Regions from separate parts of the Homo sapiens genome. Here region 2 is linked to region 1. The links are chromatin contacts, found by Hi-C in ENCODE. All regions are on one chromosome and are shown on one strand. The core of a region is the stretch at or near the end of the contact, and the rest is flanking DNA. Distances in the headings are between cores, read along the strand shown.

What was found. A loop is a pair of places that touch in the nucleus more often than their neighbours do. Pooled maps may share reads with other maps.
Region 2: a pooled map shows a loop between it and region 1 (5-fold over the local background). The contact joins the enhancer-like site here to the promoter of GNL3L in region 1. A Hi-C loop is called at or near these places in 2 of 50 pooled maps.

The regions. Positions count from the first base shown.
Region 1 is chrX:54,527,243-54,532,772 of GRCh38, reverse strand. It overlaps GNL3L (G protein nucleolar 3 like), which reads right to left and starts at 2,554. Exons shown (of 16, transcript NM_001184819.2): 1 at 2,354-2,554; 2 at 188-253. The coding sequence starts at 206. RefSeq lists enhancers at 2,149-2,408, 2,419-2,478, 2,929-2,978, 2,633-3,153.
Region 2 is chrX:53,438,312-53,443,841 of GRCh38, reverse strand. No RefSeq gene overlaps it. Among named protein-coding and RNA genes, the nearest start is that of HSD17B10, 6.7 kb to the right of the region's middle. Within about 2 kb of position 2,866, at least 25 of the 41 ENCODE cell types and tissues checked have a DNase peak (open chromatin) inside an H3K27ac peak, as active enhancers do.

The DNA of each region.
Region 1 (5,530 bases), core at 1,305-3,804:
GCAGGAAATGCTTGAAACCGGGAGGCGGAGGTTGCAGTGAACTGAGATTGCACCACTGCACTCCAGCCTAGGTGACAGAGCGAGACTCCATCTCAAAACAAAAACCAAAAAAACAAAAAGTTGCTGTGAAATTCTATGAATATTCATTAAAAGCACAGGATTGGGAGGGGTGGTAAAGGAAACTCACTGTGTCTAAGTTTCATCATGATGACCAGCTTGAAAGCAGATAGGTTCAAATCTGCTTGCTCTCTTCCTGTCAGAATGGGAGAAGAAGCAATTTGAAGACAGCTGGGAATCACAATGCCACAAGCCCCCTCCTAAGTCCCCTAAAGGTAAAATGTTAAAGAACATTATGAGGAAGGCGTAATAATTAGGAAAACTGGGAGAAGCTGGAGCTAAAGCCTCATATGGCTGAGTCCACACAGAGAAGGCAGTGTCATACTACCCAAAGGGAGGAATAGGTCTCAACCTCATCCGGGGTGGAGTCAGTGGCTCAAAGCCACTGGGCTTTGAGCCCAGTGGGGTCAAATGGGGTCAGATGGGGTCTTTGGTCCTTATTCCTCCACACTGTAGTGTTATATTCTAGGTAGGGGACTAGTGCTCAACACCTCCACACTGAGGGGAAAGGGACATGCAAGGATGGTCTATTTCTATATGGGGTGATAATAGTGCCTCTTTTCCCAAGTAGGGGATTCTATATCTCATCTACCCTGGGAGAGGTGGTGGGGAAGGGCGTAAATAGATCTCAGGAGTCTACCCTGGGGAAAAGGGGCCTGAGAACAGGGATTCTTACCTGAGTGTCTATATGGATTGAGATAAGTACAAAATCTTGGAGGAGGGGGTAAAAATCTGTGCCTGCATATGCCTGGGGTCTATACCTTGGTGATTTGGGTTGGGGGGATTGCCATCTGTCCCTCTACTCTGGGGTGCAGAGAAACTGGGGAAACCCACAAAGTGGCTGTGTGCATCTCTGCTGCATGGGGAAAGAATCACAGATCTGTTTATCTCTAGATTGTGGGGATGGGTCCTGCGTCTCTTCACCCTGGAGAGGGCTGTGGTACAGGATCGATATGCCTGATTCCACAACTATGCAGCTTTGAATAAGCGGGTCTGCACCTTACCTGCAGTGAGCTATTCTGGACCCTTCTATGGAAGGTGGACTGTGACAACTTTCATCTTTTATGCTGGTTGAAGTCAGCGGCACACTAACACTGAAAGAAATAGGGGCTCTGGTTCTCTGCATGGGTGGTGTGTGGAGGGGGCTGGCAATGCAGCTATAAATTAATAGATCAGCCCTAATACTTGGGGGTGGGGGCGTCTGTGATTCTACCCTGGGTGGAGAGAAACAGATCTGAGCTCCACTACCTTGGGTAAAGGGGAGAGACCATACGCACTGAACTGCCAGGTAATCAGCGATGTCACTCCCTCTCAACATTACAGGGAGGGAGACCTGCATATCTGCTCCTGTGGGGTATCTCCCTTGCTACATTTAGTGATTCTAAATCTTTGGGGGAGGTAGGGGGAGGTAGGGGGATGATCTGTGTCTACCTCAAAGGGAGAGGAACACATCTGAGCCCCTCTACCCCCACGGCCCCTCAAGGGGCAGACCTGACTGTCTCTTCATGGATTAAGGTCTGTTCCTGTTTGCTTCGAAGCATGTTGGGTGCTTCGAAAAATTACACATTCGGTAAAACGGGGGCTACGGAAGTAGGGATCAGGTCTGATTCTCCACAATGGGGACTCACTCTAACCTAAGAGGAGGGGGCAATTGGCTTAGTTGTCCATAAGCTGAGGCCTGTAACTGCAACCACTTTGGGGACGGGTGAGTTGGGGAGCGATACTGAGGGCTCTGAGTCTACGCGTATGGGGAGGAGGTGCCCTCCCTCTGTATATTAAATGTTTCTAAGCTCCTCTATGCTGGTATGGGGGCAGATACATCAAAGCCTCTGTCTGTCCTGAGGAGGTGCCTCGAGACGGCTGTCTAGAGCCAAGCCAAGGAAGTGCCTTAAGTCGGGAGAAGTCTGCGCTGCTCAGCTGGGTGGAGGGAGATGTCTCTACACGGTTGGGGTGGATGTCCCCCATGCCTTTGGTGGGTCGACTCCTGTCTATACAAGGTGAATGCAGAATGAAGCCTCACTATCTTGAGGACGATCAACGCTTCACCACACAAGTGAAGTTTGTGCCTCTCTACACAGTGTGTCCCGGGTCTACACCTTTCTAGGTGGGATGGGGCAATGCCCCTCTCCCGGCAAACTCCACTCCGCGAAAAGGCAATTCGGCGCGTCTCCACGTGTGCCGCGATCCCTGCCCCTCTTCCGGTCCCTTCTACCCTGGAAGGGATCCTGCTGTTTACCTCTCTATTCCAGGTTGGCGGGCATCTCTGGTTTCACATCCAATAGACGATCCTAACTGCCCGGCCGTCTAGGTGAGCGCACATTGTGAGAAAAGAGGAGAGAAGTTTCTTACTTACACTTCCGGCGGGGATCTGAGAAGCGAGGGCAACACGACAACTCGGTTGAGCGAGCAGAAACTCTCGCGCAGCTAGGCTCCGACTTCCGGATCCCAGGCCGGCGGCGCCCGACTCCGCCCACCGTGCGGTCTCCGCGGGGGGGGGGGGGGGGGGGCGGAGCTTCTGACTGACAGCTCACGCCCGCCCGTCCCTTCTTCGCGACCACGCTGGCCCCGCCTCCTGCCTGCCCCGTAGTTAAGGAAATAGCGGAGGAGGGAGAAGGAGGACGGGGAAATGACCGGGAAGAAGCGGCGGGTCGACTGGTGCGGCCATATACCTTACTTGCAAGCCAAAATTTTGTCTGCGGGCATCTGTCTGGGGTTAAATATGCGTGCTCCCAAATCTCAATAACCAGGCAGTCACCACGCCCGAATCAGACAAGGGTGGGGGATGGTGTCTTTGTCTGCCTGGAAGATGGCGACAGCAGGGTGTGAGAAAATGGCCGCCTGGGTCACGTGTCTGGCCGAGTATTTCCCCACCTGAAGTGAATTGGTTAGCTATTCCCAACCACCTTCCCGGGTCCTTGAGCCCCAGACCATCCCTGAGCACTCCTAGCTTTTTCTGCATACGTTCAGATCTATGGCCATACCCAACCCGAGCTGGAGCAGGAGCCAGAACGACTAGAAGCCTCTCCCACACTAGAAGCCTCTCCCACCCTTTTGCCTTCTTCCCCTCCTACTCCATCCTTCCCTCAATCCCGGAGCAGCGTCTGCAGAAGGGAATGAATTTATATCTCTGGAGTGGGGCAAGTAGGGGTTTCTGAAGCCATCTCAAGGAGCTGGCTGGGAAGTGAGGTCTCCCCCACAAAATAGTAAATATTAGTCTGCAAATGTTTTCTTCTTGATGGTTTAATTCCAGCCCCTCCTCTTCCTCAAGCCTAAACCCTGGGGTGGGGCACAGAGTAGGTGGAACTCTGTGCCTCCGAGGGTGGGTTTGTTTCTCCACTTCAAGCACAGACGGGCTGAAAATGACTCCATCTGTCCCTTTATCCCTTACATAAACAGGACTCACTACCTCTCTACATCGTTGGAGGGCTTCTAACCTCTCATCCTAGAGACACATGAAATTCCTCTGGACCTGAAACCAGCCCTGACCACTTTCACCTTTCCCCCTGCATTTGCAATTTTGCTCTGTTTCTCTAAGACCTAACTCTTGTCACTTCGATGAAACCTTCTCTGACTTTCGCAGATGAGTTAGAAACCCAGAGCACCTTACCTATACAGCTAAGCTAGCACTTATCACAATACTGTAGTTGTTTATGTGACTGTGTCTCCACAGGAGGGTGAACTCCCTGAGAGCAGGGGCCATGTATCTTCAAGCTTTCAACAACACCCAGCACAAGACTGGTATGAGGCAGGCTTCAACAACTGTTTGTTAAATGGGTGAGTTTACAGGCCTGCACCACAAAAAATGGGAAATGGGCTGTTTAGTAGATGGCATTGGGAAATTTGGCTCTCCATGAAAAGAAATATAAAACTGGATCTCTATTTATTCCACCTAAGAGGGTAGACTGTGAATGTGAAAGGTAAAACTATGAAGTTAATATATGCAGGAGAATATCTTTGTGACTTGTGACTGGGGAAGGACTTTTTAAACAAAATCCCAAATGCACAAGATATAAGGGAAAAAATACAATGAAATCTTGTGGAAACTAGTTATTACGACTTTGGAAAACAATTAGGAAGTATCCAGAATAGCTGAAGATGACCCTGGGACCCAGCAGTTCTAGTATTGGAGATGATTGATTAATAGGTAGATAGATAGATAGAGATCACCTCTAAACTTTAACTCCTAGAGAAATTCTTATACACTTGCTCAATGAGCATGTGGAAGAATGTTCATTGCAGAACTGTTTGTAATAGAGAAAAAAATGTGAACAGCCCAAAATTCCACCAACAGGAGAATGAATAAGTAAATTATGGTATAGCCATATGACAGAATACTATGCAGAATACTATAATGAAAAAGAATGAATCATGTTGCATGCATTGACCCAGCTAAATTTCAAAAACACAATACTGAGATAAAATACAAATTGCAGAGGACACATAAAGTATGAAACCATTTATATAAAGTTTTAAAATCTAGAAAACAGCAAACAATGTTGCTTATAGATTATATAGATATATAAACAATAATTTTTTTTTCAGACAAGATGTTGCTCTGTCGTCCAGGCTGCAGTGCAGTGGCTTGATTTCCTCTCCCTGCAGCCTCCACCTCCCTGACTCAAGCCATCCTCCCACCTCAGCCTCCCAAGTACCTGGACTACAGGCATGTACCACCACACCTGGCTAATTTTTGTATTTTTTGTAGAGACAGGGTTTCACCATGTTGCCCAGGCTAATCTTGAGTTCCTGAGCTCAAGTGATCCAACCACATCTTGGCCTCCCAAGGTGCTGGGATTCCAGGTGTGAGCCACCGCCCCCAGCCAACAATAATTTTTAAGGAGAAATACCAAATCCAGAATACTGATTACCTCTGGGGAAGAAAACAAAAGAACAGAATGAGAGAGAGATACACAGGGAACTTCAACTGTTTGTCTAATATTTTACTTTCTAAGCTAGGTGGTAGGTACGTGGGTTTTTGTTATCTTCTCTATACTTATTTGTATGTCCGAAATATTTCATATTTTTTAAAAGACTACAAGGATCTGAAACAAAATGTTAATAATAGTTAAATCTAGATTAGTGGTTCTCTAACTTTCCCCAGCATCAGAATCACTGGGAGGGCTTGTTAGAACACCAATTACTGGGCCTCATGCCCAGAGTTTTGATTCAGTAAGTCTGGTTTAGGGCCCAGGATTTGCATTTCTAACAAATCAAAGTGACATTATCAGTGAATTTAATTTTCTTCCTTGTACTTTTCTGTGTTTTCCATGTATTTGATGAATATTTATTACTTTAGTGAGAGATTGTGTTATTTTTTAAAATCTCTTTCATCTCTACTTCCCACTTTCATTTCCCTCCTATAGGCAGCCATTCAAAGGTGTTTTATGCATATTTTTGCATATATGCATTCTTG
Region 2 (5,530 bases), core at 1,617-4,116, 1.1 Mb after region 1:
GGTCATTTGGAAGATTGAAATAGTGTGAGAGAAGGTGCTTAGGAAATGAGTTCCAATCTTGACCTCTACTGGGTCTCTCTTATCTGTTCTCTTCCCCAGAGCAGTATCACTTGTGTTCAAAAGAGTGCAGACTCTGGAGCCAGACTGCCTGAGTTTGAAGTCCTGCTTTGCTTCTGACTAGTTGTGAGAACTTGGGAAGTGGCTTAACTTTTCAGTACTCACTTTCTTCATCTGTAAAACGAGGAGGATGGTAATGCCTACCTCATAGGGTTGTTGTGAGGACTAAGAGTAAATATGGCCGGGCGCGGTGGCTCAGGCCTGTAATCCCAGCATTTTGGGAGGCCGAGGTGGGCGGATCACAGGGTCAGGAGATCGAGACCATCCTGGCCAACATGGTGAAACCCCGTCTCTACTAAAAATACAAAAACTAGCCAGGCGTAGTGGCACATGCCTGTAATCTCAGCTACTCAGGAGGCTGAGGCAGGAGAATCGCTTGAACCCGGGAGGTGGAGGTTGCAGTGAGCTGAGATCGTGCCACTGCACTCCAGCCTGGCAACAGAGCGAGACTCTGTCTCAAAAAACAAAACAAAACAAAAAAGAGTTAATATGGGCCGGGTGCGGTTGCTCATGCCTGTAATCCCAGCACTTTGGGAGGCTGAGGCAGGTGGATCACCTGAGGTCAGGCGTTCGAGACCAGCCTGGCCAACATAGTGAAACCCTGTCTCTACTAAAAATACAAAAATTGACCAGAGTGGCTCATGCCTGCAATCCCAGCACTTTGGGAGGCCAAGAGGGGCAGATCACCTGAGGTCAGGAGTTCGAGACCAGCTTGGTCAACATGGCGAAACCCCATCTCTACTTAAAAAAATAGCAAAAAAAAAAAAAAAAAAATTAGCCAGGCTTGGTGGCACGCACCTGCAACTCCAGCTACTTGGGAGGCTGAGGCAGGAGAATTGCTTGAACCCGGGAAGCAGAGGTTGCAGTGAGCTGAGATCAAGCCACTGCACTCCAGCCTGGGTGACAGAGTGAGACTCTGTCTCAAAAAAATAAAATAAAATAATAAATAAATAAATAAATAAGTAAATAAGAGTTAATATGCTCACAACAGATCCTGAGACATGGTATGTGAGTTAAACAGTACTACTGGGTATGAATGTTTCTCATTCATAAGAACCATTAGGTTTTAAGGTCCCTGAAGCCTCAACCTACCATCTGCAGAAGGAGCAGCCAGAGGCTCCCTTTCCTTTGCTTACAGGGGTCTGGGGTCAAGGTCATTAACCCAATCTCCCACTGTCTTAACTTCCTGAATGGTGGTCTGGAGTTATTCTTCTGGGTGCTTGCCAAGGCCCATCTGCGGGTCTTCCTCAGTCTCAGTGGCAGATGAGGAAGCAGTGGTTTCCCCAGGCCAGAGACATCTCCACAGCAGGTTCCTCAACTCCACCCTGCCCAATGGACCCTCCTTTTTGACTCAGAGGCCCCCAGAATGTGGGGTGGGCCTTTGGAGCTGACTGAAGGACTCCAAGGGGATAGGGTAGGGCGTGGTTACCGCCCAAATTTAGCCTTTAGTCAGGGAAGGGGGTGGTGGGGGAGTAGATGGTTTGGGGACGACTGGACCTCAGACTGGGTCCCTTGTAAGGATGTGAGGGCAGGCTCAAGAGGGGTTTCCTCCGAGTCAAACACATTCACTCCCCTCCGTCTTCTGGTTTTTAGTCCCTGCCAGGGGACCACACAGGTGAGTCCAGGTGAAAGGAGCAACCACAACTGCCGGCCACCTCTACTCCGCGCCAGACGAAACCGCCCCAAGGGCGCCGCACTTTACCGCCCTCTGTGACCTGTCGCTGTCACACACCGAGTGAGTGTGAGAAGACGAGACCTCGGGAGAAGGAGGGCGACAGCGGGCACCAAGATACACAGGTCCTTTATCCATACCTCCTAACAGCCACCCGCTATGGGCCGGGCCTCCGTCCTCCCAACTGCCAGCTCCACTGGAGACACTCCAACCGCACTGGGAGCGCCTTGTGAGCAGGACACGCATGCGCGGGTAGCACCTCCACCAGCCAGCCGGCTGACCCCGCCGGGGACCTGGCAGGGATGGGGAGCGCATGCGCAGATGGCGCGCACCGCTCCCAAAAGACAGGGTGTGGGTGGCGACTAGACTCTGGACCTGTGGATCTCGGTGCCCGCTGTCGCCCTCCTTCTGCCGGGTCTCGTCTTCTCATGCTCACTCGGTCAGGTCTATAGTACAGCCTCGTACTGGAGTCTTAGTGTAAGTCCTTCCGTTTAATCAGCAGTCCCTCTAATAAAGAAAATGAATGAGTGAATAGCAAACATGGTAAATCTAAGGTGACTTTGCTTAAAGCGGGTGAGGCCAGTACATCGCCACCCAACCCTTGGTTCCGGAGCAGGCGTCTTTTCTTCCTCACCTGGAAGTGGCAGAAAAAAAAGAACTTGTCTTCTGCCCGTGCCCGATCAGGGGCTCCCCACTGCACCCCACATCCCCGCCTTTGGGACAGTCTCACATGGCGAAAGTGGCCTAGGGTGGAGGGCACTGCACTAAGCACGACCCTGACTACTGACTGACCGCTTTTTATAGCCCAGGCACCTTGCAGACATGATTCGTTTCGGATAAGTCAAGTATTCATATTCCCACTTCACAGTGGAGGAAATTGAGGCTGACCCCAAAGCCGCCCCTTTAGTGGGTGCGCGATCAAGACTTATTACATAAACTGCCTTTAAGAGATGGCACCACCACCCCGCGGGCCCCCTACTTCTGGTTGTTGCCCAATCACACTGGCAGGGGTTTCACTGGCAGCTGCAGCCCCGCCCGGCTGACTCATCTTCCCCAAAGCCGTTTAATTCTGTTCCAAGTCTTTCCTAACTCGACCTTGGCGGGCGCGGAGCGGAAGGCATTATTGTCCTCCCGATTTGGGGCCGGGGGAGTTGGAAAACTAGTCTAACTCCCGGGCTGGAGAGCTAGGAAGCCCAAGAGGGCCAAGTCCTGGCTGTCTGCCTCTGACGACGAGCAAGGTGGAGGCCCTTGGTTAGCAGGATGGGTGGTGAGGAGTCCGGGAAGGAGAAGAAAGGCTCAGCGCGGCTTGCCTGAGCCTCCCTCCTCCCAGCTCCCGGCCCCTGCTGCCGGCGGCTGTCACTCCTCGCTGTGGTGCCAGCTGGCTCCCGCTTCCTCGCCTTTATTCCTACCTGCTTGCTCTCCTGCCTTCCTTCGGGCTTTTCACATCCTCTTCTTTTCCTCTCTTGCTCCCCTCCTGTTTGCCTTTCTCGACTTTCATATCGCCAGAAGATGGTCGTCTCCCTCCCGTTCCTCCCAACTCTGAATAAAAAACAGAAAACCCAACTGGTCCTATAATGGCTTCCCTAAGTCTACAGATGACTCCTGGCTTTCTAGCTCACCTGCTGGGGGGGATGTGTAAACCATGAGGTGATTTTTCCAAGACTGTGAAAGGAAGGTGGATATAAGCGGAACTGACACCGTATACTGATCACAACACTTACTGATTCCACCGGAAGATACAGGTTTATTGCTATGTCACACATATGCATTCATTCACTTAGCAAACACTGCCATCTGTTCTATGCCAGGCTCTCTGTGTTGCGTAGCAAGAATACAGAGATCAGAATAGATCCTCAGTCTCTCAGGTGGGTAAGTGTTGGTTCAGAGCTGTGGGACCCTCAGAAAGGGCATCGCACCATCCTGGGGGTTATCTGTGGGGTAGGGTTGCCACATTTAGCAAATAAAAATACAGGGTGCCCACAAGTCTGAATTTCAGATAAATAACAAATAGTTTTACAATATAAGCATGTCCCAAAGATTGCATGGGGTTACTTATATGAAAAAATTATTCGGCCGGGCACAGTGACTCACACCTAGTACTTTGGGAGGTCGAGGTGGGTGGATCATCTGAGGTCAGGAGTTCGAGACCAGCCTGACCAACATGATGAAACCTCGTCTCTACTAAAAATACAAAAATTAGCCGAGGGTGGTGGTGGGCGCCTGTAGTCCCAGCTACTAGGGAGGCTGAGGCAGGAGAATTGCTTGAATCCAGGAGGCAGAGGTTGCAGTGAGCTGAGATCGTGCCACTGCACTCCAGCCTGAGTGACGGAGCAAGATTCTGTCTCAAAAAAAAAAAATTCATCTTTATCTGAAATTCAAATTGAATTACTGAGCATCCTATACCTCATCTGGCAACACTACTGTGGGGGTATCAAGTAGTGTGTTGTTACTGGAAAGTGTCGTGTTATAGAGGCCGAAGTTAGCCAGCAGCCATCGGATTATGGAAAGCCTTAAAAGTGAGGAGGTGGGGGCCGGGCGCGGTGGCTCACGCCTGTAATCTCAGCACTTTGGGAGGCCGAGGTGGGCAGATCACCTGAGGTCATGAGTTCGAAACCAGCCTGGCCAACATGGTGAAACCCTGTCTCTACTAAAAATACAAAAATTAGCCGGGTGTGGTGGTGGGCGCCTGTAGTCCCAGCTACTCGGGAGGCTGAGGCATGAGAATGGCTTGAACCTGGGAGGTGGAGGCTGCAGTAAGCCGAGATTGTGCCACTGCACTCCAGCCTGGGCGACAGAGCAAGATTCCCTCCAAAAAAAAAAAAAAGTGAAGAGGGGGCACTGAAGGGGTTTGAAAGCAAGTGGGTAACAATAAAAATTGGGTTTTAGGAAGAGGCTTCTGCTGGTTTCTTGGATGATCCTTTTAAGAGCAACAATAGTGGAGTCTGACCAGTTGCAATTGTACAGGCAAGAGATTTTGGATGGTGATAATAGGAAAGTAGGTGGGAGGAGGTGCCAGATCCAAAAAGTATGTAGGAGTTAAATCAGCAGGACTTGGCAGTTGCTTAGATGGGGTGAAGAGGGCGTGAGTCCCAGGATCTGGCTTGGGTGTCTGGGAAGTTAGTACTGCAACCAATTGAGATACAGCAGTTTTAGGGGGCAATGATTGAGTTTAATTTAGGGCATCTGGTGTAGAGGGCCAGCAAATTATTTGCTATATGATTCTGAAGTTCAGTGGAGAAGATGAGCTCAAAGTAGAGACTGGGAAGTCCTCAGCAGAGAGGGAGTATTGAAACCAGGAGATGGATAAGCTCCCCAGAGAGGGGGCAGAAGAAAAAGAACCCAGGGAAGAGACAAAAGAACAATCAGGGGAGTACAAGAAACCAGGAGAGTCAGGCTTCCTGGAAGCCAAGTGGGAGTTTCTAGGAAGAGCAAGTGATGAATATGTCAAATGCAGCCAGAAAGGTCTGATTACACAAAGCCTGAAAAATTACAGTTGATTTAGGCAACGGTAAAGTCACCATAACCTGAGGCTGTCATCCTTCAGGTTCATTCAGACATCAGCCCCATTTATTCAAGTGGCAAACACTCAGCCAACATGCGTCCTCAGCATCCTCTCAAACGCTCGCCACAGTAATTTTCATGTCCCCTGCAGTCCTTCAGCGTTTAAACCAATCATTCAGATTGTGCCCCAGCTCACTCAGAAATGACAGGCTCTGTATAATCATCACTTGGGGTTCTTCT